Linked DNA regions of Homo sapiens: region 2 is linked to region 1. The links are chromatin loops, found by intact Hi-C in ENCODE. Cell type or tissue: breast epithelium. All regions are shown on one strand. Each heading gives the region's core, and the rest is flanking DNA. Links, peaks and the distances in the headings are about the cores only. Region 1 overlaps PDZRN3 (PDZ domain containing ring finger 3). Region 2 has its middle 67 kb from the start of LINC02005.

Evidence for each region. Peaks named below come from ENCODE experiments on the same cell type or tissue, not always from the same donor. Only the 100,000 strongest peaks of a DNase experiment are listed, where the experiment ranks them.
Region 2: a loop joins it to region 1, with 9 times the contacts of the local background. A loop is called at or near these places in 1 of 110 quality-filtered maps.

The regions. Positions count from the first base shown.
Region 1 is chr3:73,560,387-73,564,785 of GRCh38, reverse strand. The region is part of intron 3 of PDZRN3 (PDZ domain containing ring finger 3); the gene reads left to right. The region is part of intron 1 of LOC101927296 (a long non-coding RNA gene); the gene reads right to left. Among named protein-coding and RNA genes, the nearest start is that of PDZRN3-AS1, 61 kb to the left of the region's middle. In breast epithelium, for the core only: no CTCF peak of the experiment used is centred there; no DNase peak of the experiment used is centred there; H3K27ac peaks cover 686 bases.
Region 2 is chr3:73,739,845-73,744,243 of GRCh38, reverse strand. No RefSeq gene overlaps it. Among named protein-coding and RNA genes, the nearest start is that of LINC02005, 67 kb to the left of the region's middle. In breast epithelium, for the core only: no CTCF peak of the experiment used is centred there; no DNase peak of the experiment used is centred there; H3K27ac peaks cover 577 bases.

The DNA of each region.
Region 1 (4,399 bases), core at 124-4,123:
CACAGCTGGAAGTGGCAGAGTTAGCATTCTAGCTCACATTTGCCTAATTTCAGAGCCTGAGTTCTAAATTATGAGGCTTACCACTAATTATTGGGGAGGGAAAGGATAGTATTTATGATGCTGAGAAGGAAAGTTCCTGAGTGGTACCAGGAATGACCTGGAAGAGTGAAAAGCCCTAAGAGGGATTGGACCATCCAGTGAGCATAGGGGATTGTGTAGATCAGGTGAAAATTGGACCTGCCTCTTCAACCCACAAGAGAAAGTGCAGGGCGGAGAAGAAACCTCAAGGAACGGAGTTGAGCTTTGAAAGGAGAAGTTGGCTACAGGTGCTGGAGAGGGCTGATGGAATGTATTTGGGGCAGAGGTTGAGATCCTGGCCCTCCCATGTCACACACCCTAAATTGAGGCCACATGGCTGTCAGTGAAAACAAACCCAGGTGCTGGTTTCAATAAAAGGTGAGACTAGGACACAAAGAAGGGTAGGGAGGGCAGAGAACAGCTAAGGTCTGAACAGCTCTGCAAAGTAGGTACATGGCTCCCAGGATTATCAGACACATTTTTCACATGGGAAGACAGAATTTTCAAGATGTTAAGTGACTGTTCTAAATCATTCAGCTGAGACTTTCAGTCCCCATATTTGGGATATTTGATGTAGAGTTATACAGGTTTGGCTACAGAAGGCATGACTCAGGCAGAGAGAATTAGAGGAGCCAGGAAGAGGGCAGAATAGGCACAGCCTCTAAACCAGCAACCGTGCTCACAGCAGCCCAGAAGCCCAGGGGGAGAACATGTGTGTTCAAGGTGGTTGCATGTTCATGGTAATAATTACACTAATACCCAATAACAGAGAGGTTACCTTGTGGTTATGAGCCTGGGCTCTGGAGCCAGCCTGCCTCAAGTCCTACCTCTGCATCTTCTCGCTATTTATGTTCTGTCAGATTGTTTTCCCCCTCTGGGCCCCAGTTGCCTCTTTTGCAAAATTAGAATGATAATTATACCTCATAGGATGTTGTAAGAGTTTATTAAGCATGTAGAGCAGGAGTCAGAAACCTTTTCTATTAAGGACTCAATAGTAAATGTTTTTGGCATTTATGGCCATATAGCGTCAGTCATGACTACTTAACTCTGCCATAAGTTGGTAGAAAATTCAGGCATTTAAAAAATCTGTTTGCCATAGGAAATTTGCAGAAGCCCACAGCAGGCAAATGTCTCTTGATTTATAAATGAAATTGTATAAAATAGTAGCCATAGAAAGTAGACTTCTGATTCCAAATTATCAGCAAAGTCATGCAGAAAACAGGCAACTTTTTAAAAAATATAAGGTTTTAGTCTGTGTAAAGGTGATTATAAGAGGAATATTCCTTCTACGGGTCTGCTTAGCTTTCTCCTAACCACTGCTTTTGATTTATCCAGTTCATCATCTTTTTTTTAAATAGAAAATATAATTTGGCGGCTGGGCACAGTGGCTCACACCTGTAGTCCCAGCACTTTGGGGGGCCGAGGCGGGCGGATCACGAGGTCAGGAGATCGAGACCATCCTGGCTAACACGGTGAAACCCCATCTCTACTAAAAACACAAAACAACAACAACAAAAAAAAAATAGCCGGGCGTGGTGGCGGGCACCTGTATTCCCAGCTACTCGGGAGGCTGAGGCAGGAGAATGGCGTGAACCTGGGAGGCGGAGCTTGCAGTGAGCAGAGATCGTGCCACAGCACTCCAGCCTGAGCAACTGAACTAGACTCTGTCTCAAAAAAAAAAAAAAAAAAAAAAATATATATATATATATATATATATATATATAATTTGCCAACTTGCAGCCCATGGTTAAATAAGTACCACCAGAAAGTCTGAAAATGTATTTTCCATTCATAGAAAAAAGGATTAAGCTGACTTAGAAATGTTTTATGTTGACAGTATCACTTAAAGGAGATATACTTCATTCTTAATGTGAGAAGTGCATCTTGGAATCATTTCTGGTAAAGAATTCTCTTGCCCTTTCCCCAAATTAAAAAGAGGAAGAAAAGCAAATGAAGTACAAAAGCCTTAAATTTCAGTGAATAGACAGCTGTGCTCTCTATTCGGGCTTTGATGGTGGGATGGGGGTGAATCCATTGTACCCCAAATTATGTAAGCTTCAGAAGCATTTGCACTACCTGAAGTCCCGGAAATGTAGATGGCATGCATTTAACGGGGCTGACCTTGGTAAATATAGGTTTGTGATTGGGAGGATGGTTTTGTGACACAACTTCTCCAAAAGCAAAGTGACGTCTTAGTAATGATATACTTTGTGTGTAGTTTACAGGGAATGGAGACTTTTTTGTTTTATTCTTTTAAAGGGAATCTGGAAACCACGTCTAATTTCAATCTAATGAAACACCTCCTAATGCCAGGGGTTTCTCAGGTCAGTTTCCTAAGAGAGGCATATCATGCCCATCTTATACTGGATGTCCTATGTACAAAACACTATCTATATTACACTTACCTACTAGATTTCTTTTATTAGCTTTTACCCTGGTGATGTTAATGGTATTCTCATGACTCTTTTTTTATCTGTGGGACATTAATGTGTTAAGGGTTATTTAGCTCCCACTGTGTGCAATAGAGAGAGGTAGGGAGAGAATACTGAGATATCAGTTCATACATCTCTGTACATGTGAGTGTAATGGGGATTTAGGCTTTTCTATTCTGTTTTAGAAACTGTAAATCAAACCAGATCAAAAGATGGTTTTTGACCAGAATTTATGAATTTCCTAGTAAGTGTTGACACAGCACTGAAATTTAAGGAGCAGATGTATCTTCTTGAAATTCAGGAAGCTCACATGAATTCCTAATGAAAAACAAACAGCTTTTCCAGCAAAAAAAAAAAAAAAATGACTTGGGTTTCTCTGTGATGTTAATTGTACCAAGTTCTGATTATGTGTTTCAAATCACAGTAAAAATCGAGGAAAGAGGATTTTTTTTTTAAGTTTGCTTGTCCAGGAATTGAGACGTGGGATTTCAGGAGTTCTGGCCCAAACACGTGCCTCAGAAAATGGGGTAGACAAGTGCACAAGCATCCGCATGTGAGGATCCGCATGCGAAGATGCACGTGAAGACCACAGCTTCCTTTCTGGTGCTCACCATGTGAGTGCATCATTTTTCAACAGTAGTTCAGTTCAGCCTTTCTTATATAATAGCCTTGCAAGTGAACGGATAAGCAAAGTCAGTTGCTGAGAAATAACACTTCCGAGCTGACGCATCCAAATGTTTAGGATACACCTGAGATGTCTCTCTTACTGAATAGAAACAACATCCCTGGAAGCTCTAGACTTCTGAGGCACCCCAGCTTTCCCTGGTGAGTATATTAACCTTTTCCCTTCTTGACATGCTGTGGAATCAGCTGGAATGCTCATTTCATTGTAGCCACTGGACAAAAATGCAGCTTGCCCTGGTCACAGCAGTAATGACAGATAAAGTATGGGAGTTTGTCTAAGAGGGGGTGAGCCCTAATGGTTGAAAGGTTGACAGCTTTCAGAATGTTTGCCACCTCTCTTTAAAGCAGCTCCACCAGGGCAGTTTGGCAAATGTAAAAACAAAACAGTTATACTGCTTGCAGCTCTAGGATTTTAAATCACAAACAAATTCTATATTTTATTCAGCCATCCAGTAGATCAATGAGAAGTAAAGCATCCTAACTGAAGGTGAGAAAGTCATGTGTGTAAAGTTTATTGTCGGGATCTCTTTATGTGGTTATGTTCTGCTAATAGGCAAATTCATTTAATTTTTACATGGTTTCCCCAGAAGAGCTGTTTACATAGTTGCTTGTTCTTCTCTTCCCTTCCCTTGTCTTCCCTGCTTCTCTGACCATTACCATCTAGACCCAGCAAATAGACTTTAGTGTACAAATGTGCCAAACGCATTTCATGTGCACGAGCCGTGACTCATTGTCAGTCACCTGGAGCCTAGGGGGCTTTCTGCATTAAGAAATCTTTTACTCCTAATAATGCTGTTTTCTGGATCATGAATGAGGCTCAGCCATGGCTGTGCTAAATACAGAAATATCTGTGTTCTAAAATCTCCATCTCTACAAAATTAATCTGATGCTGATGCAAAGGGATCCATCTGCCGAACATTTCCATCCCATGAATATGGGAAAAGGGGCAGATACAATTGAGTATGCACAGGTGCATTTAAACATTTAAACAACCCTTTGAATGATGAGTAGGTTGAGTATTTCTCAATGGAGCAAAATGTGTCTGACATGCCATTGAGCAGGTATATTTAAATGATTTCCCGGTTCTTCCACCACATATACAGTGGTGCATATTTTCTTATGGAAGGTCTTGTTTCTCCATCTGTATATTGTGCTCCAGAGCTTTTGCCCCCAAACACACCCTTATATAGTTGGGGGATGAGGAG
Region 2 (4,399 bases), core at 144-4,143, 180 kb before region 1:
GCAGTTTCTTGCCTTCCTCATGAAGAAGAATATGCCCTAGGTAGCTGCTGCCTTTTCAGCCTGGCCTGCCCTCACCTGATGCAGGGCCACCCCAGCTGACCCTCAGACCCACCACCAGAAGCAAACCTGTGCCTGCCAACCCCACAGTCCAGTGAGGAAGAAATCAGTGCTTATTGCTGCATGCCACTGAGATTTCAGGTGGTTTGTTTTGCACCATAATCACCATTTCCTGAACAAGATAGAAGAATTGGTGTTTATGGGGTGAAATCATTGATGAACCCTAATTCTTAGGTGAAGCTTCTGAGCTCCCCTAGGGTACCAACCCTCACCCACCTTCTGCCACTTTTTGAGTTTGCTTCCTACGTTGTCTCTCATCCTGCTTTGAATAATTGTTACTGTACGTATTTTTCTTTCTTTCTCTTTTTGCTTTTATGCCCAAGAAAACTTGGCACATTTTGAGTGAGGAATCTCATTTTGTTTGTCTTGAAAACGGATTTGAGAGCAAAAGATCATGTTCCCTCCAAGTGAAAAACACAGTGTTCTAATGAAAAAAGCAATATAAATAAAGAGCTAAAGAATGATTCAAGTAGCATCGAAGCTCAAAAGAAACCCATGGGTAGAATAAGTTTCAATGGAATTGTGTATGTCTGGAATTTTTTGAGATCATATCCACAAATTCTCACTGGGAGGAACCAGCTAGCTTTGTTTTCTTGAACAATTGTTATAAATTTGGTGCCAGGCTTCATTTAATGGTTGGCCTAAATTGGGCCAATATTTGGCATACTGACTATATACTTGAGAAGCACAATTCAGAAACAAAAGAAAATTGATTCAATTGAGCACAGTATTTTTCTCCATTACCACTGATAATTTTCCCTGGGCTCAGTGGTTTGCGGGGAGAGCCTTTCTAGTAAACCATTTTGTTTGTTTCCCCCTAAGTTATTCAGCAACTAAAACTACATTTAAAAAAAATTTCAAAAACTAAGCATGTTCCCTTTATACCCAATTGGTACCAGTTTGGACTTTCTGAAGGCATAAAGAGCTGTAAGTTGGGGCCTTTCTAGACCAAGAATAAAGAGAGAGAAAATGCCAGAGAGGTATCTGCATTCAAGAGTTGTTTTTCTAACAGAGCAGAGATGAACGCTATAAGAAAATAGCAGAAACTGTAAATGAACGGTGTCCTTAATCATAACTAAATTTGCTGAACTTCCTTGTGGAAATAAGACGTCAGTTGTACAATATGGCCTAATTGTCATCAGTATGGAAGATAAGACTGGGTTACATATTGGATCAAGTATTGGAAAGCATATAAACAAGGAGGTAGTTTGCAAATATTGCTTTTTTATTTTTCAATTTTCCTGTGAAAAATCATCAAAATAAGAGATGAGGCGAGCAACCTCACAGTCATGCCTTGCATCACAATGAGCACAGGACAGAAGGACCACTTTCCAATATCTGATCCAATACATAACCCGGTCTTATCTTTCACACTGATGACAATTATGTCATATTGTACAACTGATGTCTTATTTCCACAAGGAAGTTCAGCAAATTTAGTTATGATTAAGGACACCGCTCATTTACAGTTTCTGCTGTTTTCTTACTGTGTTTATCTCTGCTCCGCTAGAAATACAACTCTTGCTTGCAGATACTTCTCTGGCTTTTTCTTTCTCTTTATTGTGCCTGGCACAGAGGTCCCCAGATATGGGGCCAAGTGAAGCTGAAGTGCAGCCTACAGTCCCCCTTGTTAAGCCATACATCTCAGTGTGACGCCACACTGATGGAGTGGGAGAAGGCTTATCTTTTCCTTATCCACACTGACAACATATAAGATCACTATGCCAAGTACCTGCCATGGGGATGCCATTTTCTAATTCACACAAAGGGTCTGTATGAGCTAGGACCAGCCCTGAAGCAAAGCAATGTGATTGCCAAGTATTGCGTTTGACTAGGAAGTGATATTTTCTTTAGAAGCCTCACCAGGAGTGTCAACAAATACCCATGTCAAAAAATAATGGAAGTTTTCATGAAAATGTGTTCTAATTCAGCACCCTGTCCAAGAATATCATGGAGTTTTGTCAGCTCAGCGATAGCATTCTTGCCTTTAGCCCACATTGTTCTGCTCTGTAGATACCATATTTTTATCCGACTGAGAGGAGACTCAGGCCAGGATTAGTGGCGGCAAAATGGTTCTTTGATGAAGCCTACCCCATGTGAGGGGCCGTCTGGTTATTCTGCTGATCTGTTGAGCTGGTGATATGGATGTCTCCTTTAAGCCCAACCAGATGAGATCTTATATATGGACCATAAAAAGGAGTCACAAACACTGTAGAGTGGTATTTCTTATATGTTTTTGCAGATTCATGCGGGTTTACTCAACCTTCTCAATACCATATCCATTATCCCATATTTAAATTTGCTCCTTAGAATGGTTTAAAACTCAATGGGGCATTTTAAATGTAATATAATTAAATACGGTATGTTTCTTAACATTTTACTTTTACTTTTTACTTAACTTTTTACTTAAACTAAGACCTGGAATTACTGTATCCTTTCAACCAGCAATTCTTTCAACCTTCTGGCTGTGCCTGCTCCCCTAATACTGACCATTGTTTAGTCCTTTGCTCTAGAAAATTCCCTGCTGCCCTTAAGACTACCTACTGTTCCTTCTCCCTCTGGTCCTCTTCCTTTCTCTCTTTACCTAATTGTTTCCTGTTCATCCTTCACATTCCAGCTCAAGTGTCACTTCCTCAGGGAAGTCTTCATAACTTGCCTAAATTAACAAAATCTCCTGCTCTAGGTCCCCATGGAGTCATGTATCTCTTTGGCATAGTGCTTGTTGCAACTGCTACTTTAACATTCTTTCTGTGTGGCTATATGATTATTGCCTATGTCTTCCACATGAAGGGGAATAGATCTGTAACCCCAGAATCTCACCCACAGCCCAACACCGAGGAAACATTCAGCAACTGTTATGAACTAAATGTTTATTTCCCCCCAAAATTTATAGGTTGAATCCCCAACTCCCAATGTTGTGGTATTTGGAAGCAGAGCCTTTGGGTGGTAATTAGGTTTAGATGAGGGCATGAGGTTGAAGCCCCCAGGATTAATGTTTTTATAAGAGGAAGAGAGATGAGAGCTCTCTTCCTCTCTCCCTCCCTCTGTCTTTCTCTCTTTTCTCTCTGTCTCTGTCACATAAGGACTTAGTGAAAAGGTGGCCATCTGCAAGCCACGAAGAGGCCCGAAATCTGCCAACACCTTGATCTTGGATTTTTCAGCCTTCAGAAATGAGAGAAATAAATGTCTGTGGTTAAAATTACCCAGTGTATGGTATTTTGTTATAGTAGCCCAAGCTAAGACAGCAACTGTTTGTTGATGTCTTCCTCCCATCTATTGGATAAATGGATGGGAGAAAGAAAGGGAGGAGGGAAATGTATATGCAGGAAATAATCAGATAAGTGTACAAGATTTAACTATTCAGGATGTTTATCAGACCAATAGTTATAACTACAAAAGCTTGGAAACCAATGTTTTGCGTATCAATATTCTAGCCTCTACCAACGATACCCTACAGTTAGAGAGATGACCCCAGCATATTGTCAAGCAAATGAAAAGAATTATAAAGCAGTGTATACTGTATGGATCTCATTTTCTTTTGAGAAAAATATAATAGAATGACACAAATGTGCACAATAATCTAGAACAAGAACCAGACGACATCAACACATTAACAATAGCTATCTTGGGCTGGTAGAAATCTGGATATTTTTTCCTTCCTTGGACTCCCCCATATTTTCTCATTTTTCCACAATTAGCATGCGCCTCTTGTGTGTACCATATGTCGGTTTCTTCCCACTCAGGCTCTGTTTTTTCCTGACACCCAGTTTGAGGCAGACACAGCACCTCTGCATTCTCCAGAAAGAATCTACTCCACCCATGAGCTTTGGTGAGCAATGTAAATTCTATGGAAGTTTTTATGTGAAAGAGAGAGAGGATGCTTTCATCTCAGAGCCCACAGTGTTTATCTCAAAAAAAACCCACAAGACATTCTCTTACATCAGGGCTCTTTTCCAAGTAACCAGTGGGTTTCCTGCTGTCTCTCGTCTTTTTCCCCATGTAGCCTCTCAGTCTCCCGTGGCCCCTCGTCCTGACTCCAGCTCCTAATTCATATAAATGTAGAGTCACTTCTTTCTTCTGTATGAAATCTTGTCCCAGCCCCATACTGTCTCCTACTCCACAGCTGGCTGAATGCATCTTCTCAGCAAAGGGCATATTTCCTCTGTTAGAAAAAATACTCAAACCAGCTGCTGGGAAGATACAATTTCATCCATATTGTTGCACATAAACAATAAAAATTAAACCATAATTATCTAAAGATGAAAAAGTTCATGTGCAATTT